Linked DNA regions of Mus musculus: regions 1 and 2 are each linked to region 3. The links are chromatin loops, found by intact Hi-C in ENCODE. Cell type or tissue: heart. All regions are shown on one strand. Links, peaks and the distances in the headings refer to the core of each region. The heading gives the core; the rest is flanking DNA.

The links. Hi-C counts contacts between places; a loop is a spot of excess contacts. Peaks named below come from ENCODE experiments on the same cell type or tissue, not always from the same donor. Only the 100,000 strongest peaks of a DNase experiment are listed, where the experiment ranks them.
Region 1: it touches region 3 in a loop (4-fold over the local background); 4 of 42 quality-filtered maps call a loop at or near these places.
Region 2: a loop joins it to region 3, with 7 times the contacts of the local background. A loop is called at or near these places in 22 of 42 quality-filtered maps.

Annotation. Positions count from the first base shown.
Region 1 is chr3:64,982,220-64,987,857 of GRCm38, forward strand. It overlaps a transcript of Kcnab1 not described here. Among named protein-coding and RNA genes, the nearest start is that of Gm25222, 90 kb to the left of the region's middle. In heart, for the core only: a CTCF peak has its summit at 2,321; no DNase peak of the experiment used is centred there.
Region 2 is chr3:65,525,233-65,530,870 of GRCm38, forward strand. It overlaps Tiparp (TCDD-inducible poly(ADP-ribose) polymerase), which reads left to right and starts at 3,215. Exons shown (of 6, transcript NM_178892.5): 1 at 3,215-3,400. It overlaps 4931440P22Rik (RIKEN cDNA 4931440P22 gene), which reads right to left and starts at 4,182. Exons shown (of 2, transcript NR_027955.1): 1 at 4,005-4,182; 2 at 2,251-3,933. It also overlaps the pseudogene Gm22279. In heart, for the core only: CTCF peaks have their summits at 2,619, 2,819 and 4,059 (motif pointing right); DNase peaks (open chromatin) are centred at 3,119, 3,889 and 4,289; H3K4me3 peaks cover 2,925 bases; H3K27ac peaks cover 3,089 bases.
Region 3 is chr3:65,860,860-65,866,497 of GRCm38, forward strand. No RefSeq gene overlaps it. Among named protein-coding and RNA genes, the nearest start is that of Gm35039, 65 kb to the right of the region's middle. In heart, for the core only: a CTCF peak has its summit at 2,656 (motif pointing left); DNase peaks (open chromatin) are centred at 2,612 and 3,312; H3K4me3 peaks cover 782 bases; H3K27ac peaks cover 2,558 bases.

The DNA.
Region 1 (5,638 bases), core at 281-5,280, 880 kb before region 3:
TTCTTAACTGAGGAGCATCCATTCATAAGTTGGGGAGCATTAAAAATATTAAAGAGCAAATTGGAACATCTGATCCCCACCAGCAGTGTTCTAGCTTCCTACTAACAGTGCCCTAGCTTCCTGTCTTCTTCCATATTAGACATTAAGGTTATCTGGTTGTCTTTGCTGAATTCCATTCCCCATCTGAAAAACAGACTAAATCAACATCACAGCAGCAGGTCACATGTTACCAGAGGCTGGGTTCACTCTTAGATTTTTCTGTGGACCTAACATGGCACTTGTTCCAATGCTGATTAGTTTTGTTTAAACGTGGGGAATTTCTGTATTTATGTTTATTATTGGCAAGTAGACAAGGCCTCTCACATTAGCTGAAGTAGGACTGGGAACTCTCTGCATAGCTTCAGTTTCAAGTTCATGGTAAATAATAAGTAAGTAAGTAAGTAAATAAATCCTGCCTCCTATGTAATGGGACTATTAACTTCAATCACTGCACCTCCCTCTACTTGAAGCAATGAAAAGAAACATGTATTGGCTCCCTTTAAAAGATGGACAGAAAATAATAACACCTACAAAGTAAATCTTACACAATCCTGAGCTCACTACCATTTCTCCCCATTGGCTCATACAAATTCATTGCTTCTTCTATTGTAGTAGATCTTTAGAAAACACTCAGAAAATGCATTTTTTCTCATGTCTTCACTTAACACGTGAATTCTCATTTGATCAAATTAGAATTTGAGCTAACTTGTTCTCCAAATGGTTGTAATATGATGGTACCTATCATCAATACTGTACTCTTCCTGCCTTGAGTAATGTGCTTAGAATAAAAATATTTAAGAGGGACTAATATGGAAGTGACCCAAACTCCCAGCAGCTCAAGTTCCTCTCCTGCTAGCTTTCCCCAGTGTCAGATGGTATTGTCAGAGTGGAGACATCTTAGAGGCTGCCATCACACTGAGTCGGATAAGGGGGAACTACACAAAGTTTCTAGAAGGCAGATGGAAACAGGAAGAAGAGAGCCTTGGCCTAAAACCAAGAGGAGAGGGTAAGAAACAGGTGCTCTATATTGATAGGCAGCCCCAAGGTGAGAACATACATAGTGCTTCACACTGACTTCACACAAAGAGACAAAAGGGGGCTGAACAAGGGGAAGTTAAGTCAGGAGCACCTTACCCAGCTAAGACATTTTATCAGACATGTCCGAGTTTGAGGGTACTTGTTGGCTGTTGGTTTTCACTGCTCTCAAAATAAACCTTCAAAAGAGCAGTTTGAAGCACTTTTTTACTCTAAACACCTTTCTGAGATGGATGAGTGTTCCGTCATAATGAGAATCTAATAACCTCACACAACGATTTGCACACAGGCTCAGCCTCTCCCCCTTTCTTCTCTTATAGCCTCCTACTCTATAAAACAAAAGGAACAAACCCTTATGGGAAAATAGCATTTACACTGAGGGCTTATAGAAGGCACCAGGAAGGTAATCTGTTCTGCTTTCCATAAGATTGCAGGGCTGAGGTACTGGGGAAAAGTATTTATTTTGTATTAAAATAGAACTCACCATTGTCTTCCTTGTACCCTCATATTTCGTACATTTCTTTACATGTTCCCATGGCCTGTTCTTTCCATGGGATGCTTGGCACATTCCAACCTGCTTAAAGGAGCTATGGCCACGTCTACAAAACAATAGCCTAGAAAATACTGCCTGTGCAGGAGTCATATTAAGACACGCTGACATGATTTATTTTAGGCTGGTCTAATTTGGGTCAGTCCTGGGGCCTGTGCTGATTTCCCTGAGCCTCAGGCTGTGTCTCTCCTGCAACATTTCTGGAGGGACAGAGATGGCACTGAGATGGATGAGGCTGGGAATGTATGTGATTTAAAATCTGAATAGGCTGCTGGTAGTGGACCTGAAAGGCAGAGCAAAGTGGCCTGTTCAGTGCTGAACCACGTGCTTATTGCCTAGGGAATGGAACGGACATTCTAAAACAAATACGGCTTGGCAGTGTCACTTTAAATAAGAAATGCCCCAGAACCTGAGTATGATTGCAGCTCAGAATATTGAGAGCTGAAATTCCAATTTGTTTTGAAATTTCCACTGTGATTTTCTAGGGTAAAGGCTGCCTTGATGAAAATATCAGATTCAAAGCTTAAGAGTAAGACTGAGTTACATGAACCATATTTTCTCATGTGGAAGTTGCTCCTCTGAACACAACAGGTATTTTGGAACCTGGTTTTCTTGACAATGGAGCAACCATAGACCAAAAGATTGTTTCCACTGCCTCCCCTACCAAACACTTCTGAATTTCCCTTCAGTGCTTGTGGATGTCAGTAGGGTGTGCTATTTCACAAAGAAAAGGAAGCTTTTTCATTCCTTGTAATGAAGCTAGCAGGCTGCTTTTCATCAGAATCAATAGCGTTACCTGATTGTGTCAACAGGACATTTTTCATAGTGAGAAAAAAAAAGCTAACATTATGTCTGGCATCCTCTTGGAAGCCCAGTTGCCGTAGCAGATTTATTGTAGCCTAACCCAGTTAGAAGTTTTATTATTTTAATTTTAATTTTTAAGATTTTTGATTCTAGGGAATTTCATACACATAAACAATACAATAATATCATATCTACTCTCTGAATTTCTATCTTTCAACTCCTTCTATATTTCCTTCAACATGTCCCCTCCCAAACTCATCTCCCTCCCCCCACCTTTTTTCCCTTTGTCTACTACTCTCTGGATCCAATTAGTGCTACACATATGGACATGCATATGGAGCCATGCACTGGATCATGAAACACCTTCTTAGTTGTAAAAACAAAACAAAAGAAAACACAAAATACAGAACATAAAACACAGCTCATAAAAGAATGGTTTTGCCCCTCTGAGCAGCTATGGACGAACAGTGGCTTCTCAGTAAGAAGTAAGGTGTTGAGAGCTCCTCCTCCAGCTAAGCTGGGGTTTGGTTGGCTTGCTCTTATGCAGGTCTTGTGCAGACAACCTTGGCTGCCGTGAGTTCATGAGTACAATAGCATGGGCAGAAACCTTTCCCAGCACTCTTCCCCAACCTCTGTCTTTCCCATTCTTTCTGCCTTCTCTTCCACAATGTTCTTTGAGTGTTGGCAGGAACAGGGGCTAATAGAGATATCCCATTCAGATTAAACATCCCATCTCTTATTTTCAGTGCTTTCACAAATTATGCATCTCTTCATAGACCACTATTCTCTGCAACAAGAAGCGTCTCTGTCCAGTCTGAAAATGGCACAGGTTTATAAGTGTAACTATACATATTTAGAAGACAATTTGAGAGCATTGCCATTTGGCAAAATAACAACTGCTGATTCTACTCCATTGACACTCTACAATAGTTTAGAAGTGCAATCAATATATCTATCCACGGGTGACTGAATAAGAGAAATGAGGCACATATACACAATGAAATATTACTCAACTGTAAGGAAAAATGAAATCCTGAAATTTGCAGGTAAATGGATAAAACAATAACAACAAAGGAAACATACTGAATACGGTATCTCAAGTGCAGAAAGACAAATGCAACCTGTTTTCCCTGTGTGTGTTAAACTTGAAGCATATATCTGGGAAGCCAGAAAAGAACCTCTGGGAAAGAGCCATGTTAAAGGAGGGTTTCAGATGAAAAGAAAGTAGAGAAGTGGAATACTGGGCATGGGGAAGCTTATACAGGAAGAACAACAGAAGTCCAGGGAAAATCGAGATGTGCAGGTAGAGGGTTAATTAAAAGGAAGGTAGATAAGAAACCCCATTGACGTCTACTTTCTTACAACCCAATTAAAAATATAACTGGAGGAATATTATAATAAATGTGATAGAAAAGAAGGAATAACCTGGTGGTTAAAGGATTAAGTGGGGCACATGAAGGAGATTTCATCATTGGTACTGAAGTCCTTGTCAAAAAGCCTGTAGTTAAGAAGTTCATAACCACTACAGTAGACCTGCTATTGTTATTTTGCAAAATCACCAATTGCATGTTTTACTGAGCAAATAGTCTATGGTACCAACTCCTAAGCATGGCTGACTGAGTGGCAAAAGAGCAGACCTCTCACTCCAAGCTATATTTGTTAATTTATTTTTTTACTGGCATAACAGAAATATCTGACAGAAGAATCTTAAGAGAGGAAGAGTTTATTTTGGCTGAAAGAATATGAATATGGTCTACCATGGCACAGAGAACAACACTTCAACTAAGACTGTAGCAGAAGAAAAATAAAGCAGTTGGTCACATTGTTTCCAGTGTCAGGAAGCAGGGAGACACAGAGATTTAGCCTGTACCTTTTCTTCTTTCTGTCCATGGAATGATGCCGTTCACACTCATACTATGCCTTCTTCAGTTAACCCTCTCTGGAAATTTTCTCCAACATACCCAAAAGTGTGTCTCTTAGGTGATTATAAGTCAAACCAAGTTAACAATAAAGGTAAACCATAATACTGGCCTTCCTTTGGAAAATATTCTGTGTGTTCATCCCAGGTCATTTTGGTTTTGCTTGCTTTAGCCTTTTTATTGAAAGGAACTTCAAACTACAGAAAACAAGCAAGAATAATAGAGGCGTACTTGTAGCCCTTTGCTCTTAACACAAATGTTTTGGCTCTATTTGTTTTAAAAACTGCCCATGATCCAACAAGCTCCTTCCCCACATCTTTTGCCTTATTTGTTTTCCCAAACTTTTGAGAGTAAGTTACATGGTCCTCTGTCCTTCAATAGTTTGTACAAAGTCAGTATTCCTGAGGATATCCCTGAACAAGTACTATCATAGTTTGCTTTATGTAACTTTATAAAACACTGATCAAAAATAACTTGGGAAGAAAAGGATTTATTTGGCTTACAGGTTACTGTCCATCGTGGAGGGAAGCTAAGGCAGAGGAAACTTGAGGCAGGATCTATAGCAGAGGTCATGGAGGAACACAATGCTTACTTGCTCACTCTCTTGGATTACCCAGTTACCTTTTACAGTGGATGCCCACCTGCCCAGGCATGGCACTGCTAGTGGGCTGGGCCCACCCCATCAATCACCAATCAGGAACATGTTTCTCAGACGTTCCCATAAGCCAATCTATGGAGGCCACTCCTCAATTGATACTCTTTCTTTCCAGGTATGAGTAAATTTGTATCAAATTGACAGAAACTATGACAGTTACCAACTTCAATAAAATGTTCTTTAATGGCCTATGTTATCCTACCATCTGCATTCCAATTCTGTAAACCAACATAGGAATACTTTTGGTGTCTCCTTTACATTCTAGTTGAAAGGGTATGGTATTAGGTTGCACACTTTATTGTGTTCTCCTATCTGTTGGGTCTGTTTTCAGTCCACTGCAGTTCAGTCAGAATTAACTATTGCACAGAGAGGATACAATAGAGTTGTAAATACTGAGGCCAGTGCAGATTTGGAGATGACCCTATAATGCTGCAAATCACTGTCTATTTGCAACCCTCCTTGTTGGGCTACTGCCATGTAGTGGAGACTGCTCTCTTCCACAGTTACCAGAGGAGAACTGTCATGTTTTCATCTGGAACGTAAAAATATAACTAAAGTGTCTTTCAAGACAATGCAGAGTCAAATGAACTCAGTCATCATCTGTGTTCATCTACTTGCAGTACATCCTCCTCAGAG
Region 2 (5,638 bases), core at 281-5,280, 340 kb before region 3:
CAAAGAAGAAGAGGAGGAAGAGGAGGAGAAGGAAGAGGAAGAGGGGAAGAGGAGAAAGAAGGAGGAGGAAGAGGAAGAGGGGAAGAGAAAGAGGAGAAAGAAGGAAGAGGAAGAGGGGAAGAGGAGAAAGAAGGAGGAGGAAGAGGAAGAGGGGAAGAGAAAGAGGAGAAAGAAGAAGAGGAGGAGGAAGAGGACGAGGAGAAGAGGAAGAGGAGAAAGAAGAAGAGGAGGAGGAAGAAGAAGAAAAAGGAGGAGAAAGAGGAGACGGATCATCCAAATATTTCTAATAAAGGAGAAAAGTACAATAGGAACTTTACAGCCCAATTCACCCTTCTTCTCATTCAAGGAATACAATCTTACCCTTTCTAGGATAGCCCAGAATGCCTGTCAGTTATGATAGGGGCTCAGCCTGCAGGCTCTAAGGGCCCTCATGATGTTACTGGTCCTTCTGATCAAGTGTGTGAGTCTGTGCTCACATCAGCAGCATGTATACTAAGAAAAGATTAGCATGGACCCTGTGCAAGAATGACATAACAATTCACAGAGCATTCTATAATTTTAAACTTTCATATTCCAAATTTAAAAGTCCTTAATTTTATATGTATGGTATTTCCTACATGTCGGTACTTATGTTTGTGCCTAATACCCATGGAGGTCAGAAGAGGGCATCAGATTCCCTGGAAATCGTTGTTAGCTGCCATGTGGCTGTTGAGAACTGCACATAGGTCCTCTCGGACACAGCATCCAGTGCTCTTAAGTACTGACTGAGCCATCTCTCCAACCCTCCCACCTCCAACTTTTTTTTTTTAAGAGTATGAGTTTCAGGGTTCTAGAAACCAATATTTAAACTAGCTCTGGAATTACATTTAATTATCAGCTCTTAATTGAATTAGGATAAGTTACCCTTAAGTGATCTATAGCCTTTTATATAAAATACCTTCCCCCAGCTGGGCGTGGTGGCACACGCCTTTAATCTCAGCACTCGGGAGGCAGAGGCAGGTGGATTTCTGAGTTCGAGGCCAGCCTTGTCTACAGAGTGAGTTCCAGGACAGCCAGGGCTATAAAGAGAAACCCTGTCTCGAAAAACTAAAAAAAAAAAAAAAAAAAAAAAACAAAAAACCCTTCTCACTTAGATGCTCAACTTGGTCATGTGACTTGCTTGGGTCAGTGACATATTAGTAATCAATTATACTGCTTGCTTATTGAGCCTTGTTTTTTTGGAATGCCCCCATTTTGTAATCCAGATTATCATTTTATGAGGAAGCCCATATCAGCCAGGTAGAGAAGCCACACACAAGAAAACAGACCAACAAGCCTTCTTTTTTTTCCAAGACAGGGTTTCTCTGTGTAGCCCTGGCTGTCCTGGGACTCACTCTGTAGACCAGGCTGGCCTGGAACTCAGAAATCCTCCTGCCTCTGCCTCCCAAGGGCTGGGATTAAAGGCGTGCACCACCACCACCTGGCTTCTCCAGCATTCTTAGATTCCATCTTTGCATTTTCTACATCATTGTCAGCTCATTTGTGCTGAGACACTAGCTTCGACCTTGTGTCCTAAGAGATTTCAGTTAGACTAGGCAGGCCCAGCCTTCAAGCTGTACAGATGAGCTACTGGCACTCTGTCCTGGTGGAATTCCTGAGCAAAGAGCCCGGGATCATGAACAAATCAGTTATGGTTTTAAATAGCTATATTTGGGGGTGATTTGTACATAGCAGTAACTGAAACAGTACTGAAAGTATAAAGAATGTATAAAAAAATTGTTGGAAGAGAATGGAATTTTAAAAGTAGCACGAAAGCAAATTGAACAAACAAAATAGATGAGAGAAAAAAATACGTAGTAAAATGATAGATTTAACCCCAAATATAGTATGTTCAACCGGAGACATGAGGGCTGCATGTGTGTGTCCCAGGATTAAGTTTGGATGCAACCCAACATAAAACCATAAATTTACTTAAAACATTGTTTTTGCAAATATTTTTGGTAATCATTAAGTTAGTAGGTAAAGTTGGGACAGTTTTAAAACGTTGGAAATACTGCAATCTTATTATAGTTTTTTAAAAATAGTTTAATTTTGCTTATATACTAGTCTTTGAATTCTGTCCCAACCTTTCCACTTTAGTCTGAGGGCCTTTACTTGATGCAATTTGAAACAACACTGCTGGGTGATCATTAATCTGGGTTAGCAGTGCCATAAAACTTGGGAACCACAGCCTCTGCTTAGCCTGTTTTTCCAGGATCCCCTTTTTTTTTTTTTTGAATAAGTACGATCTTTTAATTTTTTTTCTTAAATTCGGATTATACAAATTTAATGTTTATTTCCAACTAAAAAAACAACAACAACAAAAAGCTATTGAATACATGAAGTTACAATCCAGATGCCAGTTTCATGTATATTTTTGAGGTTAACTCTCGGTTCCCTAAGTCTCTATGAGTGCAGGGCGTGGGGTCTGGGTGATGAAGGTCGTAGTTCTAAACCTAGTACACGCTCGGCGCGGAAGAGGCGCTCTGACTTGTTAAATGAATTAGTCACTACGTGATCCGTGGGCTGCAAAACACGCGCATAGGCATCTCTATTGTCAAAACCCTAACATTGGCTTCCCCTAGCGGAGGCTGTCCGGGAACAGGCGGCGGGGCGGGCTCAGCCTTCCCGCCCGTACGGCGCGGGGCCGGCGACCCCGTCTGGAGGCAGCGGCGGAGGCGGCCACTCGCTTCCCCCTCGGGATCTGGAGGCGTCTTGAAAGGAGGCAGATAAACAAAGGCAACCGCACCGAAACCGGCCGTTCCGTCTCACAGCCTCTCTCACATCGCGTGCCCGGGTGTCCGCGGAACACGGTGACCCTGCATCTGTCCGCAGGCAGGTGGAGTCCGCCCCACGCGGCGCGCGCCTCCTCTCCTCGCAGGCTCACGGGGGGTGGGAGGTAGCCTCCCCGGCCTCGCGAACCGTCAGAGCCTCGGGGACCCTCGGCCGCTCGCGAGCGGACACTCCCCTCCCTCCTCCTCCTCCTCCCCGGAGCGCCGAGCCGCCGCGCGCCCCTCCGTCCGGAGCACGCGCACGGGAGGCGGGGCCCCAGCTTCCCGGCACTCACTGATCGCCCGGCCCCCTCACCCCACCCCACCCCCTCTCGGCCCCGAAGCTCCTCCCTCCCCGAAGACGAGCCGGCCCGGGGGAGGAGACCGGAAGCCACTTAAAGCAGAGCTGGAGCTGACAGGCGAGCGAGCTGGAGCCTCGAGAGCAGTTGCGGCTTTCAGCGCTCAGGTCCGCGGAATGGCCCGCGCGCCGCTCGCCGCGTCGGCCGCCCACGACCCCTAGACACCGGCCCTCGTCCTCGGCTCGGACCGCTGGCGCAGAGGCGGCCCTCCACGCCGCGCCTGGGCTGCGTTCGAAGGGCGGCTTGCCTGAGGTAAAAGGGGCTGGGGGGTGGGCAGCGAGCGGCGGAGGGACCCCCAGCGGGATGGCGGGCGCCAGCCTCGCCGCCCCGAGTCCCCGTCGGGACAGCGGCGGATCCCTAGACTGCCCGGGAGAGCTGAATGCGCTCGCGTCCGTCGGTGGCGGGGTGGGATCGGGTTCAGCGCCGGGAGCTGGGCAGGTGGATAGATGGACTGGCGCCGCAGGGCTTGCGGGGCCGCCCGCGACTCCTCTCGGGGGGTTGCAGCCGGGGCAGCCCCTGCGGGAGGGCTCGGCGCTGCGGGAGCGTTCCGGCCGGCGCGCGTTCCGGGCTGCAGCCCAGAAGTTTGCAGGCTGTGTTCGAGTTAACTTTGAGTGCCGCACCGGTTCCCCTTCCTTTTCCCCGCCACCCGGAGTGTCCGCTGCGGCTCGGCCCTGCAAGCTCCGGGACTCGCCAGCCGGTCCTCGGGAAGGAGGCAGGGCCGGGGTGGGGGGGAATTCATTGTGGACTCGCCTTGAGTGGCTTCGGGGAGGCGGGGAGGTCGGGTCCTGAGGAAGGTGGGCCGGGAGTGAGGGGGCGCCCGGGTCCCTGAGGACAAGGTGAGGGCGGGGATGCTCACCCTCTCGGCGAAGTGCGGAGCCCGGTGGAACGGGCGCGGCGGGAGGTCGTGGCTGCGCGGAGCGCGGCCGGCAGGAGGCGTCGCTCGGACCCGGGCGTCTCACTCCTTGGCTGTTTGGAGCCGGCGGTTTCCATGGAAGGTGTGACCAGCTCGTGGTGCCAGACGACCGGGGCGTCACGAGGTGAAGGGTGGCGCGATTGGGTTGCCCGCTGCGGGCGACCGGAGGAAACGACCTTCCAATCTTTTTATTTTTCTGTTATGCAAACTAATTGAGGAACTGGTGGCTTCCGCACTCCACTCCTCTGCTTCCTAGTTGAGTTTCCGAGTTTGGTGGAGGGGCAGTAAGAGGAAAAGTTGTGTGCGTGCGAGTGTGTGTGTGCGTGCGTGCGTGCGTGCATGTGCGTGTGCAGAAGTATAAATAAAATCGCTTTAGTATTTTGCCTGGATTGGTGTGATAGGAGGGGATAGTGTGCGTGCGTAGGGGAAGGCACAGGCGGGTTAGATACGGAGAGGGAATACCACAATCTGTGCCAACTGAGCCTTGAGGCAAGAGCACCGAATGATGAATAATAACGCCTGGCTTGGCTGCTTTCCAGTTATTTATGTCTCATGTCAGATCCCTCCTTCGTGAGGCTTTCTCTAACAATGCCAGCTCATACTGAACTCAAATATTTATTTATTTAAAATAAATAAATCTCTTTTGTACTTAGACTAGCACTTTGTTCCATGCCTTGTGTTTTTCTGAGTTTTGATTATTCAGCACTTTTGTATACATAGACTTATAAATCCCTCCTAGATCTTTATATTCGTTTTTTAAAGCACGAAGTCTTACCATTTTGGGTTTTGACCTTCAACCAAGAACAAAGCATCTAATGTGTGCCTTTTCTAAAGTAATTCAGCCACAAAATACAGACATCCTCAGTGGTGAACAGTGCTAGGTACTATACTGGACTCCTAATGCATGCTTGATTAAATCATAGGTTCTTACATCAAGGAGTTCTTTCAGTCTATTGGACAAGAAAAAAGACCATTAATTGCTCATCACTGTCCCTTCTCATCTGGAACAATCTCAGTAAATACCTGGAAATCTCAGTCATTTTAAAGGATCTGGTTCTTGAAAGGAAAAAAAATTCAGATTCTGAAATTTGGTGTTTTTTAATATTTGTATTTTTTTGGTTATAATATACTTTCATTTGTTTTTTTTTTTTAAAGTGGATAAGTGTAACTTTTCTAAAGACAAGGACCCTTTGTATAATCGTGCTGTATTAAGTTTCTAAGGCACGGTACAGTGGTTGTTGAAGTTAGGCATATCCTGATATTCCTTCAGGAATTTTTTAAAAATTTAGAAATCTTTAACATTCAATAATTAAATACTAGAACTTTCAGAATGTAAAAACATTAGCAGGCTTCTGGCTTTCTCTTGTATCACAATTCACTTGAAAGCTTCTGTGTCTATCCTTACACACATACACACACACACTAGTTCTTTCACTTTTTAACCTTTTAAGTTTATCCTTTTGATGAACTTTCCTCCCAGTGAATTTTGTTTTTTGCAAACTCATGGGACAGATCATAAACAACTGTAAAGGGAACCACAAAGCTAAGCAAGAGATGTGGTTTCCCTGCTTCATCTT
Region 3 (5,638 bases), core at 426-5,425:
CTCTGAGTGCTAGCAGCCAAGCCAGGATGATGCAATTCAAACACAAAGAAGCAGAATACAAAAACACCTTTTGGAGAGAGAGGTACAGCAGGTGCCCGTCACAATGTTTAGAAAAAGAAGGAAAGCTCCCATGTGGTGGAACCACATGGAGATTGGACCTTAGTCAGCTGATGGCCCTGCTGGGACCGACCTGAGCTTGCCCAGGAGCCCAGGGCAGGGTCACAACAGGGGTCAGCCATCCTACTGACAAGAATTTCCATGGATGGGTAAGGAGCAGGCGTCAGGCAGGGAGTTCTGGCTCAAAGCATCCTTCCTGGCTGGTCTTTGGCTACTCAACAAAACTCTCTGAGCTGTGCTTTCTTGTTCATTTCTCTTTCCAAGCAACAAAAGTCTGATCAATCATCATTCAGAACTTCACACTGCAGGAAGGAAGCCTCGAGGACATCAATGACAAGACGATCAGTATCCATTCGGTTCCAGGAGAACCAGCAACCCTCCCTTACTCACAAGCTTCATCCAGCAACAGCAGCTACCTAGGTGAAAAGCCACTGGCTTTGAAGATGTGCTAGGAATTCCAGTGGCCGAGCTGCTTTCCAGGGCTGCTAACAAGCATTGGGACTGACTGCCCCGTGAGCTCTCTCCTCTGACAATGAAGCAACAGAAAGGTCAGCGGCCGGACACAGAAAGAGGAGAAGGGTCCTGAATAAACACAGACAGTTTAATCAACCATGAAGAAACCCAAGAGTTGACTGAAAGTGCTTTGTCAGGGCAGAAGGGAGGGCCTCTGCCCTCGGAGAAAGGCGAGGAAGGTTGGAGGTCACCTCACTGACCACAGAGGCTGCCTTGGTGCAAATGTTAGTGGGAAGACTCACAAAAACCAGAAGGGCTTAGAGAGAGAGAAAGGGAGGGGGGAGAGAGGGAGCAAGAGAGAGGGAGGGGAAGGGGAAGCCAGCATTTGGGCGTTTTCCAGAGGACTGGGCAAACAAATGTTCCCTGGAAAGAAGACAAAAATATCTTAGTTCAATAGGAAGGGAAGACACATCTACCGTGAGGACTGGAGAATCCGTTAGCCCCTCAGGTTTTCATCCTTCAGGCCTGTCATCTCTGATCCCGGATTCCTTGGGGTATTTGAAAAATTGCTTTATTTGAATTACATCAGTGTCTTTTACATTTAAAACCATCAAGGTCAAACTATGTTGATATGTGGAAGGGAATTTAGATGAAGGGGGGGGGGGGGTGAGTCCTCTCTCTGGCCCTGTAATTACTTTCTTTGTAAGCCTGAATACCCAATCAGATGAATGTCTTCTCCACGCATCTTGTCACCTTTAAACAAAGGAATCTGGAAGCCACAGCAACATCTGTGTCCAAATATAGCCAAGCCTGTTTATTTTATTTTAATTGAAAATCAAATGACTTTAGATGAACAAATCATTTAGAAACAGCACATTTTTAGGTAATTCTTAAGATCATTTTGCCAACCAAGAAAGCAGCTTGATGTCAGGCTGTCTTCATAGGATCTTCTGAGCTGTGATGCTATCAGCGTGAAATCAGGGAGAGCATTCAAAAAAAAAAAAAAATCAGGGATGGCTTGAAGTGATTTGCACAAGAATTCTCGTTCCACAGGAAACCCACGTTCTAGACACAGGCTGACCCTTCCCTTGTAAGTAAGCTCACTCACGTCATTTGCTTACTTTTTTCTCAGCACAATTAAAGATGCAATTCATTAAAAGTCACAAAACGTTGTTTTGACAGACATTTCTATTAATGCTAGCAAACACGGAGCCAGTTCTAAGCCAACGCCGCCCTCACCTCTGCAAGTGGGAGAGTGGCTTTCAGACCCTCAGAGTTCCCATGAGTGACTCACACCTGCAGTGATCTTCCAGTCTGGGGTCTGGCCTGACAAATGCTTATTCCTTTAGGCTCACTGTGGTTTCTTTTAGAGGCAAGCCTGTGTGCTCAACAGTTTATGAAAGGGTAATAGGAACAGGAAGATAGTCGTGTTGTTTTTTCCTCGACCCTTGAGGATTAAGAATAAAAATTAAGCCAATTAAGGGGCCCCGATTGCCCTGAATGTCTTAGGAGGAAATGACTTTTTAAGGCATGTGGGAGTTATTAAAAAAAATATATCCCTTGGAATATTTCCTTCTGTGTGTTGATACACAGAGGCCTGTGGAATGGGCTCTCAGAAGGAAACAGTGACTTGGATAGAAACCACGTTGCTGTTGTAAATAGAAAGAGGTCAAGAGAGAGGTCGTATGCAGTTTTCCAGTTATCTTCTCATTGTGAGAAGTCACTGAATTCAGATACATCATGAATACTCTGGATAATGAAGGATCCCCCCAAACCATGTGTGGTAAGAAAAACATCAGGGATCTTTCTTTTTTTTTCTTCCTTCCCCCCCTCCTCCCCTTTTATTCTATTTATTGACATTCACCTTGAACCGTACAGTTTGGTTGTCATACTTTTCGGTGTCTGATGTCACAGGCAAACCATGCAGTATCAATGAGACTGTGACAGGCCGGAAGAGAGAGGCTTAGCCTCGCCTTTTGCATAGCACAAACAGCCTAGTGTGTTGGTGTGAGGCTGATTGCCTTGTGAGGGACCGGCCTCCTGCCTGGGATGTTCTCCGTCCTCTGTCTGCCCCCTAGTGGAAAGGTGAGGAATATGTGGGAGTTCGCTGAGGGTGTCTGAACGGAATCTGAAGTAAGGCTTCTTGAGACCTTCCTTCTACAGCCCCGTTTTCAAGCATGGCCTCTTCTTCACTCGGAGGAGAAGAACGCCAGCTCATTGAGTATTCTGCAGCCTCCCTAGAATGAATACCTCCATTTTGGTGTGCTTTTTCTAAGGCCTTCAGTCTGCCTGTGACAACCCTAATCCCCACGTCACGACACTTTCGCATGTGCAATCAGCGCCAGACACTTTTCCCAGGACGTGAAAATTATTCTTAGAGTCCCACAAACTAAAGAGTCCCACAGCACAGTGCTGTGCTGTTGAGCATGCTGCCACCACAAAAGCCCTGCGTTTCCCAGAATGTGTCTCTGGGATTTGTCATTTATTCACGAGAAACCTGCTGGTTGCCAGACACTTGGTTCTGGAGACACACAAACACTTGGCCAAGGCTCCTTCCTAGGGAAGCCTGTGGCCCAGAGAAGGAACAGTCTATCCTTGATTGCCACAGGATTCGGTCTGTGTTCCTACATACCCACGCTGCGCTGCAGTAGCAAAACCCATGGGGGCAGAGCCAGGGGATTGGTTCCAAATTCTAGTCACAACAAAGCTAAGCCAGCGAGTGCTTTGTTCAAATGACTCAGGTAGATAAATGAGGCCAGCACAGGCCGTCCTGACACCACACACCTCTAGAATGCCCTGGCTGTGCTCGGAGCCTCTGATGTCACCCGGTATTTTCATCCCTCCCCAAGTCAGAGTGTTCTGTGTCAGCTATGCGGATGTTGCTAAGGGGCTGGCCAGTTTCGCGGTGCGCTCCCTTAGCCGACCTGCATGCTCTCCCTGCTCTGGTGGCAGTCGGCTCGTGCCAGCCCTCCGCACTGCTTCGCTCATTTCAAGCCTCACTTTGGTTTTTGTTTTCTTCTTGAATCCCATTTTCTGCATTGCTGATTCCCAGATATGAAAGACCTAGAAAGGACGGATGAGCATTTCAATGACCCCAAAGCACTCTGTGTCGGGTATACAGACTCATACTTAAGGGTAATGGTGTTATTATTGGTATCGGAAATGCTGGAAGAAGAAAAACAAGATTGATATTCGAGGCTTCTGGCTCATGACAAGAATTAATGCAGAGAGGGTGGAGTCAGTGCTAGCTTGATAGTGAGACATCCAATGCAGGAGGATGCCTGCACAGAGCCCGGACAAGATGGCCTGTTTCCTGGGCCTGAGGTGTTGTGTTCCTCTCTCACTGATGCCCAAATTGGGTGAATGGTCATCTTCGCTAGTCCTCTCAGGCCTCCTTGAGAAACGGAATTGGGAATGGAGGCCAATTAGCCACCACCATACTTTTAGATGTAAGATATTTTAACAGATAAGAAAAGAGTATTTGCCATTACAAAACTTCTGAGAGAGATGGCAATCTAGGAGAAGTGGGACATAAAGGGAGGGGGGAGGCCAGCTGATTATTGTCCCATCAGAGGCCACCTGAAAAATCTTCCACACTTGGAGGAAATTAAATCCCCCTCTGCTGGGTGCCATGCCATACCAACAGGGGCAGGAACAGCAATGGCAGTCACCCAGGGCTCTGCAGATGGCAGTAATGTGAAAGCCGGGTGCCCTGAGAAAGGGGTCCCGGATAGCATGCTCCCACTCAGTCCTTTCTACCCTTCAGGGAGTACTGCAGTCTCCATGTGTGGAGGCCTGGTGAGCTTGGTCAGGAGGTGGAGGTCAAAAGCAGAGATGATGACTCTGGAGTTGGCCTGGAAGCCTTGGTTTGCCCTAAGGCTCTTGTGGCCTCAGCTAATGGGAGTTTTTTTCCTAACTGTAAATGTGGTTCCTTCTTCACATCTTGAACTTAACCTCTGCTTACAGACCTCCCACTGCTGCTTTAGTGCGGTGTTCTTCTAGTTACCCCATGTCTTAGTTACTTTCCCATTGCCCGGGTAAAATGCCATGACTGAGGCCACTTATTAATGAAAGCATTTTTATTTGAGGCTTACAGTTACAGCGGGTTAGAGTCCATGAGTGTCAAGGTAGGGAGCATGGCAGGCAGGCAGGCAAGCAGTCAGGCAGGCAGGCAGGCAGGCAGGCAGGCAGGCAGGCAGGCAGGCAGGCAGGCAAGCAGTCAGGCAGTCAGGCAGTCAGGCAGGCAGGCGGGCAGGCAGGCAGGCAGGCAGGCAGGCAAGCAGTCAGGCAGTCAGGCAGTCAGGCAGGCAGGCGGGCAGGCAGTCAGGCAGTCAGGCAGTCAGGCAGTCAGGCAGTCAGGCAGTCAGGCAGGCAGGCAGCAGGCAGCAGGCAGGCAGGCAGGCAAGCAGTCAGGCAGACAGGCAGGCAGGCAGGCAGGCAGGCAGGCAGGCAGGCAGGCAGGCTGTGGAGCAGGAGCTGAGAGCTCACATTCTGATCCATAGGTAGGTAGCAGGCAGAAAAAGAGATAGGCTTAGGATGGCCCTGGGTTTTTTTGAAACCTCAAAGCTGTCCCTAGTGACACACCTCTTCTGTCAAGGGTGCATCTCCCAATTCTTCCCCAAACAAGTCTACCAACTGGGCACGATATATTCAAAGATATGAGTCCATGAGGCCGTTCCCATTGAAACTACCACAGCCTTCCAGGTCCCAGTTATACTTTCAATTGGTATGATAGAAGAGGAAGAGAAGAGGAAGAGAAAGAGAAGAGGAAGAGAAGAGGAGGAAGAGGAAGAGAAGAGGAGGAAGAGGAAGAGGAGGAGGAAGAAGAGGAAGGAGAGGAGGAGGAGCATGAAGAGGAGCATGAGGAGGAGGAAGAAGAAGAGGAGAAGGAGGAGAAGAAGGCAGTGACAATAAAATAAGTAACTCCAGGAAAAAAAGATTTAGTTGATTTCACTTCCAAATCACCACACATCCTTCACAAGGGAAGTCAGGACAGGAAATCAAGGCAGGAACGTGGAGGCAGGAACGTGGAGGCAGGAAAGTGGAGGCAGGAGTGGAGCAGAAGCTT